Regions from separate parts of the Homo sapiens genome. Here region 1 is linked to region 2. The links are chromatin contacts, found by Hi-C or POLR2A ChIA-PET in ENCODE. All regions are on one chromosome and are shown on one strand. Each heading gives the region's core, a stretch centred on a gene start or an enhancer-like site at or near the end of the contact. The rest is flanking DNA. Distances are from core to core; before and after follow the strand shown. Region 1 holds the start of SLC5A3 (solute carrier family 5 member 3). Region 2 has its middle 20 kb from the start of IFNGR2.

Region 1 (4,511 bases), core at 1,066-3,565, 690 kb before region 2:
TTTTCATTTCATAAGCCTAGAGTTAACTTTTTAAATTCGTTTCCCCCCAAACATTCATCCTATTTTAGAATCCTATTTTCCTAAACTGAAAGCAAGCAAACTGGTCTAAAACCTGGAAGTCTTTGTGTTTGTGCCACATTTACAAGCTACAGATAGGTTTTTGAACAAATAACTGAGAAGCTATTGTTTAATATTACTTTATTTAGGTCAAGGATCTCCTCAACATAACTTCGCCATTGTACATAAGTCACCACTGTTACAACCTTCTATCTACTGCCATGGGGCCTCTTTCTCCAAGAGGCAGTTCACCTTTATTATCTACTTTCTAGGGCTTTTTTTCTTTTTTTTGCCCCCCTTCCCTCATGCGAAGATTTCAAGGAAGGTTATTTATTATTTTAACCAAATTACGCTCTGTTGATCTGAACTAGAGTGAAAAATGGGTGCTCCACATCCAAAGGCTATGTTATTACAGGACATAAAAAAAAATGGTAAAAGAAATACACTTAATACTTGCAGCCATGTTAACCAAGATACTTGGCAACTATGGCAAAAACAAAGGGGAGGGCAAGTCTTCATTTCAAAGGTTTCAAAGGGTTACAGAATGAGCAAATATTATTGCCTACAGGTTGCCTCTTTCAGTGTCACCTGCTACCTCCCCAAGACAAGGAAAGTAAACAAAAGGAATTTCAGTAACGAATTTCCCAGGTTCCACATTCCCTAAAACACGTAAGTTGAAGGGAGGGCTTAAACAACTTCCACCTAATTAAAAATCTTCCCTTTTAATAATGCTTTGTTTTCACTGCTCCTATCCTTTCGGAGTTACATATGCTGGTAAGCAAGGAGGAGGGCCAAAAGGGATATTCAAGAGGCTGAACAGATACTATCTTAACTTCTTCCAAATCCATGAAGAACAAGCTGGGGGACACAATGGCATGCCTGGCCAGGCTGTCTGGACCTCATAGAGAGGCACTGGCGTCCCTTCCCAGTTAACAATATGCAAAGCACACTTCCTAACAATCTCCCGACGCTCCGTGATTGTTAGTTTATCAATTGAGCTTAAGTTCAACCAAACTTGGTAATACTCCTCGCAATTGACCTGGAGCCTAATTTCAAACGTAAAAATGCGTCCACTCCTCTAGCGCTGTAGGAAGCTGTGCTTACAAAGTTCGGACGTGGTACAATGATTTTTGTTTTATTACACCTGGTGGAGAAAAAAAAACATAACACCAAACTACGTTACCGAATTCCGAATTCACGGGAGAATGGGGATTTCGGCGACGACTTGAGGAGTACATGACCCAGGACAGAGGACGAAGTGAGCTGCCTCCGGGCCGCGGGCCCCTGTCCTTGGCCACGCCGTCACCTGAAAGGGGCCGCTGGTTCGCTTAGCATCCCTCCAAACCTGAAATCCCCTACCTCAAGATCAATCAAAAGCAGGGGGAAGAAAGTGTCTTCTGGAGGCGCAAGAAAGGCCACAACTTGGATGAATGAAACTGGGCTAAGGGCACCCGGAGCGGGATTTTCGCTGAAGTCAGAAAAAGAAAAGTCAAAAGATTTTTTTTTAACATGAGAGCGATTGCAAGAGACTGGAATACAGACAACGGCACAAACAAGCTTTGGAGGAACGCTTTATTGGGCGCGGACGTTCCGGGCGGCCGGCGGGCGCTAGAGCGGAGGCGGTCGGCGGCAGCCGGCGGGCGGCGGAGCGGGACGGACCAGGCGGCGGCGGCGGGGCCGGCGACGAGGCAGCTTCACGACTGGCGGGGACGGGCCGGAGTCGGGCTGGGCGCCCGCGCGTGTCCTCCCGCGGACCTTCCACTGGACTCCCGCGGGCCGGCGCCGGGATCGGGGTCGGGGCCCGCTCGGTCCGCCCCGCCCCCCGCCCGGCGGGCCGCTTGCGAGGCACACCCTCCCGGACCGCGCACACGCGCAGGCACACCCCCGCCTCCCGCGCGCACGCGGCCGGGCCCGGCCGGCCCACGCGCGCCCCCTTCCCGCGGACGCCCGCCGCCCGCCCGCCGCCCCGGCCTCCTCCGAGGAGTGCAGGAAGGCCCGGGGTCCCGCGGCCAGGGCGCGCGGGGGACGGCGGCCTAGCGGCAGCGGGGGCGCCCGCGCGGGAAGACCGGCTCTGAGGGAAGGTCACTTACCCGCTGCATGGCTTTCAGGATTAAAGCCAGCTCGTAGCGGGGCATGCCTGGAGGATCGGCGAGTGCGGCTCGGAAGCCAGCCGGTTCCCGGGACGCGAAGGGGCGGGACGGCGGGGACAGTGGGGACCTAGAAACTGCTGCGCCGGACGGCTCCCAGGCGGCGAAAGCACGGTCCGAGAGCGCGAGCCCGGGCTTAAAGGCGCTGGCAGCTGCGCAGACGCCGCGCCACGCCCCCTCGGCGCGCCCCGCCCCGCCCGCGCGCCTTGCCGCCGCCCCGCCCCCTCTCCGCCCGCGGGCGGCCGCCACGCCCCCTCCGCAGCCCCGCACCCGCCGCACCGCCCCCGCCCCGACCCCAGCCCAGCCCGCCGGCCGCGGCTAGGGGCGGTGCTGCAGACGCGGCCCAGAGCGGCTCGCGGCGGCCGCACGCCCCCTCGCGACCCTGCCTGCCCCTACCCCGCCTCCTGCCATGCCTGCTACCTAGCTCTCGAACCGGCTGGAACTTTCCATGCCTTCCTTCTCCTCCCGGGCGGCGGGCGAGTGAGTGCCCGCCAGTGCGCGTGCGCTGCGGTGCGGTCTCGTCCGTGCGCGTGCCCCTCGCCCGCGACTCCCCGGAGCTAGGGACCTTCGCGGCGCAAGGCGGGGTCGCGGCCGGCCCGGGGGCTGTGCGGCCAACGGCTGCTCGCAGGGGTTCTGGAACATTCCCGCCCGGGGTCGGTAGGGGGGTGCAGCTCTCGCCCCCAGCCACAACTCTCAGGTCTGACGCGGCTGACCAGGCCCCCTACCCGGCGAGGAGCGCGCTGGCACAGGCCGTGGGCCGCGGCGCGCGGGCTCGGGTCTGACTCAGTCCCTTGGCACTGCGTGACCTTGGGCCTGCTGCCTGTGCCGAAAGTGGGGACCCGAGTGAGTTACTGCACGTTAACCTCCGAGGACGGTGCCTGGTACACACAGGCGCGATACGGGCATTTGTGGTGTGCCCCTGACCTGCCCCCACGTGTTTCAGCGGAGGGCAGGCGAACACCTTAACTCTATCTCATTTCTTTAAATGTTTCCTCCGCTTTCACTTAAAGGCTAGGCTGAGTGCCTGGGAGACCCTTTAGCAACTGTCTAAGGTGGGCAGGGGCATACGTTCTGCCCTTGCCATCCCTTTACACCCACATGGTTCTCCGCCCTCCAGCCAGGGGCTCTGCAAGTGCAGTTTTCTCCAGCGCCCTTCCTTAGAGGTTGAGTACCCTGCAGCTGAGGCCTCTGCCCCTTGTTTGCCCCATTAAAAGCTCTGTACGTGGAGTGTTTGTCAACTTAAAGTGCTTTAACGTTAATAGGTAAAGTTTAGTGAACACTTACTCTGCATCAGGCCCCATGCCAAGGCTGGTGGATGTGTCTCCTAAAATTCTCACAACAGCCCTGAGGTGACAAAGATTCTTTGCTTGGCCAAACTTTAGTCAGGCTTCTGAATCTCATGCTAGGCCCATCTGTGCACTTCCTTGTAAAATCCAGTTCTAGCACAGAACCCCCATCCCCTCATAGCAGATCAGGTTCCTCATCTTCCTCTATCCCCCAGTCATGTCTTTTCACCCTGGCCTGAGTTCTACAAGAATCCTTTAGATCGGTTGAGCCAGAATCCCTCTTCCCCCGATGGTTACTCTTAGTGATTTTACATGGCCATAAATTTCTACTTGCCGACGCTGCATTCAGAATTGGAGCCCACTCTCTCTCCCCGGGTTTCCCTGATCCCTGTACCCATCGCGTTGGTCCTGAATAAAGTCTTTCTTACCATGCTTTAGTAAGCATCACTGAGTAATTTTTTTAAACAGAGGCAAGCACTGTTAACCCCATATTAGGGATTAGGAAATGTAGGCACAAAAAGTTTTGTAACTAGTCCAAGGTCATACAGTAATAGAAACAAAGTACTTTTAGCCGCCCCTCTACCCTTCTGACCTCCGGTTCTCCTACCACACAGATGAAGATGCTGATTGTTATTCAGTGGATTAACCGTGTAGTCCACGTAAGCCAAGATTAGAGTACCTTTGTCACCTTACCCAGAGGTTACCATTTCACATCCCATGCGTCTATTTGTGACATATGGGAGGTAGGAGATGGAGATGAACCCAAGTTTTTCTGAGATAGCTGGATTTTAACATTTTCTATTTTTAGACTTGTCTACAACCCATACCTGTGTGAAGCCACACAGGTAATCCAAATTGCCTGGCTAAGTGTCAATTAACTTCATGTTTGGTTTAAATAAGTAGCGTACTATAAATAACAGAAGGAAACAAGGAATTTCTGGACCTTCAGAAGTGAGTTACAGGCTGGGTGCAGTGGCCCACGCCCGTAATCCCAATACTTTGGGAGGCTGAGGCGGGTGGA
Region 2 (4,556 bases), core at 1,247-3,746:
AAGCCATCCTCCCACCTCAGGCTCCCAAGTAGCTGAGACTACAGGTAGGGGTCACCATGCCCAGCTAATTAAAAATATATATAGAGAGAGACGAGGGTCTCACTAAGTTACCCTGGCCGGTCTTAAACTCCTGGGCTCAAGCCATCCTCCCGCCTCAGCCTCCCAAATGCTGGAATTACAGGCATGAGCTACCAGTCTGGCTGTTGCCCTTTTTTGAGTGGGTTATTGTCTCTTCTAAAAATTGATTCGTGTATACGTGCTCCCTCCCTGGGCACTTAATGCTGGTGACCAGTCCCTACTCCAGGCACTCCACAGGGCAGGACTCACCTTCCAGAAAGCAGTTCCACTAACCTGGGGAGAGCCCAGATGGCAAAGGAAGGCGTGATTGCAGCCTGGGATGGCTGGAAGCACTCTTAGCTAAACCGGGCTTGGACTGCCTGACGCCATCTTCAGAGAGGCTTGGGAAGCTGGGCTCAGCCACGAGGCTGGCTTGGAACTAACGGGAAAAGGGTGGACAGATGAGATTTATCTTCTCAATCATGCCGTTTGGCTAACCTACACTCAATCCAGTCTAGGCAGCTTCGCGATCGGCTTGTAACTTGTATCTAACCCATTTAGTGAGAATAACCAGCTGGTTCACGTAATGCTTGCTGCTATGCGGTTTATGTGAGAAGACACTTTTACCAGTGGTTAAAGTCCTTCGAATTCTTCACTCTTGACAGAGAAGACAAAGGACCTGTGGTTATTATGTTATAACCACACAGTATCAAAGGTTACTTAGCTAAGTGTGAAAGTAACAGTAAGCGCCGCGAACATCAAGGAAACTCAGGAAACTCTTCCTCGAAGCCTTTTGATGACATTCAGCGCTGCATAAAAATCACAGATTCCTCTCAGCTCATATGCACAGGATGCCCAGAAATAAGACTCTGTGGAATGGATTTTCTTGGTACATTCTAAGGTTCATAGAAGAATAATTAGAAGTTCTCGATCAGTTATTTAAAGGGAAGAGAGCCTTTTACTGAGGTCCAGGGTGGTCTAGGTGCACCCTGTTTCTTTCTGGAAACAAATACATAGAAACAGCTCAACTGACTTCTCATTAATAACTGTTTATAGAGAATTGATGAGGCAGCCGGGCACGGTGGCTCACACTTGAAATCCCAGCACTTTGGGAGGCCAAAGTGGGAGGATCACTTGAGATCAGGGGTTTGAGATCAGGCTGGACAATATGGTGAAACCCTGTCTCTACTAAAAATACAAAAATTAGCCAGGTGTGGTGGCGCATGCTTGTAGTCACAACTACTTGAGAGGCTGAGGCAGGAGAATCACTTGAACCCAGGAGGCGGAGGTTGCAGTGAGCCAAGATTGCACCATTGCACTCCAGCCTGGGTGACAAGAGTGAAACTAGGTCTCAAAAACAAACAAACAAACCAACCAACAAACAAAAAACCCAAAAAACAAAACTAGGATGATAGGCTGGGCGTGATGGCTCAAGCCTGTAATCCCAGCACTTTGAGAAGCCGAGGAAGGAGGATTGCTTGAGGCCAGGAGTTTGAGACCAGTCTGGGCAATGTAGTAAGACCTCCCTCTCTAAAAAAAAAAAAAAAAAAAAAAAAAAAAAAAAAAAAAAAATTTAGCCATGCATGGTGGTGCACACCTGCAGTCCCAGCTACTCAGAAGGCTGAAGCATGTGAATCGCTTGAGCCCAGGAGGTGGAGGTTGCAGTGAGCCGAGATCATGCCACTGCACTCCAGCCGGGGTGACAGAGCAAGACTCTGTCTCGAAGAAAAAGAAAAAAAAATTGATGCTGAGTAAAAAAAGCCAGTCGCAAAGGACTACATATTGTATGGTTCCATTACTATGAATTGTTCAGTAAAGGCAAATCCATAGAGACAAAAGGTACATTGGTGGTTGTCAGAGGCTGGGGGCGGGGGTGAGGGAGTAGGGTGTGGCTGCTTGATGGGGACACAGTTTCCTTTTGGGGAAGTGAAAATATTTTGGAACGAGATACAGGTGGTGCTTGCACAACAGTGTGAATGTACCAAATGCCTCTGAATCGTACACTTTAAAATGGTTAATTTATGTTATGTGAATTTTACCTCAATCACTGAAAGAAAAAAAAACGCCAAAATGACATCCGGCCCTGCCCCCTTGCTCAATTCCGTGTCCTTCCCTTCATGGATTTGTTACTCGCTTGTCTTGCAGGCGAGGACAAGTCACGACTGCTGTTCAGTTTGCTGATCTCTGAAATGGCAACCCTGATGCTTGTAGACGGGTTAACCCCCTAGCAGGACACAGTGAGGGTTGGTTTCCTGTGTCCTCCTCGCAGTCTGGGTCACGTGGCGCTTCCTGTGGCTCACTGCCTCTGACTTTTCAATCAACTTTGTGGCTAAAGCACCATGCACTGTGCTTTGCATGGTCCGGACTGTCTGGTTTGTCAGCGACTCAGGGGCTTTTCCAGATGCGGGACTTTCAGTGCTGAAACTGGGAAAGCCCAGGGTAAACCAGGATGAGTCAGCGGCCCTGCCTCGTGCTCTGGATAAGTAAGGTGTGCAGAGGTCAAGGCTACAGCTCTCTCCCCAGAGGGGATCTTCCCTCACTTTCAGCACAGTCAGAGGAGGGGGCTCCCGTGTGCCAGGGGAGGAGGCTGGATCTGAAGGTGGGTGGAGCCGGGACAGTACTAGATTAGGGGCTGCCAGCAGTTTCTCCTTTTGTTTCGTTTGCTAGTTTTTGAGACAGCATCTTGCTCTGTTATCCAGGCTGGAGTGCAGTGGCACCATCACCGCTCACTGCAGCCTCAACCTTCCAGGCTTAAGTGATCCTCCCACCTCAGCCTCCTGACTAGCTGAGACTACAGGCACGCACCACCATGCCCAGCTAATCTTTTTGTATTTTTTTGGAAAGATAGGTTTGCCCAGGGTGGTCTCAAACTCCTGGGCTCAAGCGATCCGCCTGCCTCAGCCTCCCATAGTGCTGGGAATACAGGCATGAGCCATCACAGCTCGGCCTGATTTCTCCTTTTGGAGTGAAAACTGGAATTTTCTTTGAGGTCCTTTTTGAAGTCAAGGGCTAACGTCATGAGTGGCCTGTTAGGTGACATAGATGACCAACAACCAGTGATGACCAACAACCAGTGATGACCAACAACCTGAAAATGATGCTGATGGTGGTGGTGGGAGCTTGGCAGGATGGTTTTGGCTGGATAAGGGCCTGGGCTTAGTAGCATTTGTGGGTGAAATTAGGGCATGCCTCAACTTGGGTTATGTAAAGGGATCAGCAAATCTACCGAGATGCCACGGAGACTCTGAGAAGAGCGACTGGGCCTCTCTGCTCTTTCCTTCTTCCCTTCTTTTCTTTTCCTTTCTTTTCTTTTCCTTTCTTCTTTTTCTGTTCTTTACTTTTCTTTTTCCTTCCTTCCTTCCTTCCTTCCTCCCTCCCTTTCTTCTTTTCTTTCTTTCTTTTTTTTTTTTGAGACAGGGTCTCTGCCGCCCAGGCAGGAGTGTAGTAGCACAATCTCGGCTCACTGCAACCTCCACCTCCCAGGTTCAAGCAATTCTCCTGCCTCAGCCTCCCGAGTAGCTGGGATTACAGGTGCCCGCCACCATGCTCGGCTAATTTTTTTGTATTTTTAGTAGAGACAGAGTTTCACCATGTTGGGCAGGCTGGTCTTGAACTCCTGACCTCAGGTGATCCACTCACCTCAGCCTCCCAAAGTGCTGGGATTACAGACATGAGCCACCACACCTGGCCTCTGCTCTTTCTTTGAAGTTCAATGTCACTGGAGGACATCTGATGGATTGAGGGGTGAGGAGAGCTTGGCTGAGGCTGATATAGGAAAGAACAGTAGGGGCCCAGGATCCCCCCAAGGCTGGATGTCTGGAGGGGTAGGACCAAGGGGAGCCTGAACAGTGGACCTGGAGCAGAAGTCACTTGGGAAGACCGTCATCTGGGGCAACCTGTGAGGGACATAGCCCTGCCAATGCGTGATGAGGTGCCTTCCAGAAAGTGGCTGCTTGTGATTCGAAAGTGGGCCCCTAGACTGGGAGTGGTGGCTCACGCCTGTAATCCCAGCACCCAGCAGTTTGGGAGGTCGAGGGCAGTGGATCACTTGAGCCCAGGAGTTTGAGACCAGCCTGGGCAATGTGGAAACCCCCATCTTTACAAAAAAAAAAAAGAAAAAAAAATTAGCTGGATGTGGTGGCTCATGCCTGTAGTCCCAGCTACTCAGGAGGCTAAAGTGGGAGGATTGCTTGAGCCCAGGAGGGTGAGGCTGCAGTGAGCTGTGATTGTGCCACTGCACTCCAGCCTGGGCGACAGAGTGAGACCATGTTAAAAAAAAAGACAAAAGAAAAAGAAAGTGGGCCCCTAAAACACTGCTCATAATCGCCCCCAAAAGTGTCAACAAGCCAAATGTCCATCAACTTATAACTAGATACATAGCATACGATGTATCCAAATGGTGGAAATTATTTGGCAATAAAGAAAAGAAGCACTGATACACGCTTCGACATGGACCAACCTCAAAAATGTGATGCTGAGTGAAAAAAGCCAGTCATAAA

Evidence for each region. A loop is a pair of places that touch in the nucleus more often than their neighbours do. ChIA-PET counts read pairs that join two places held with the same protein, here RNA polymerase II (POLR2A). Pooled maps may share reads with other maps.
Region 1: a map of CD8-positive, alpha-beta T cell shows a loop between it and region 2 (13-fold over the local background). The contact joins the promoter of SLC5A3 here to the enhancer-like site in region 2. A Hi-C loop is called at or near these places in 1 of 168 maps with a recorded cell type or tissue (CD8-positive, alpha-beta T cell) and 3 of 50 pooled maps. POLR2A ChIA-PET finds 5 or more read pairs at or near these places in 1 of 52 experiments (activated T-cell).

Annotation. Positions count from the first base shown.
Region 1 is chr21:34,071,382-34,075,892 of GRCh38, reverse strand. SLC5A3 (solute carrier family 5 member 3) reads right to left here and starts at 2,315. Exons shown (of 2, transcript NM_006933.7): 1 at 2,148-2,315. It overlaps MRPS6 (mitochondrial ribosomal protein S6), which reads right to left and starts at 2,315. Exons shown (of 3, transcript NM_032476.4): 1 at 2,148-2,315. The coding sequence starts at 2,192. RefSeq lists silencers at 1,658-2,057, 2,348-2,867 and an enhancer at 1,454-2,404.
Region 2 is chr21:33,381,156-33,385,711 of GRCh38, reverse strand. No RefSeq gene overlaps it. Among named protein-coding and RNA genes, the nearest start is that of IFNGR2, 20 kb to the left of the region's middle. RefSeq lists enhancers at 2,235-2,529, 2,347-2,706, 4,471-4,556. Within about 2 kb of position 2,496, at least 37 of the 41 ENCODE cell types and tissues checked have a DNase peak (open chromatin) inside an H3K27ac peak, as active enhancers do; they include CD8-positive, alpha-beta T cell, where a contact is called at or near this core.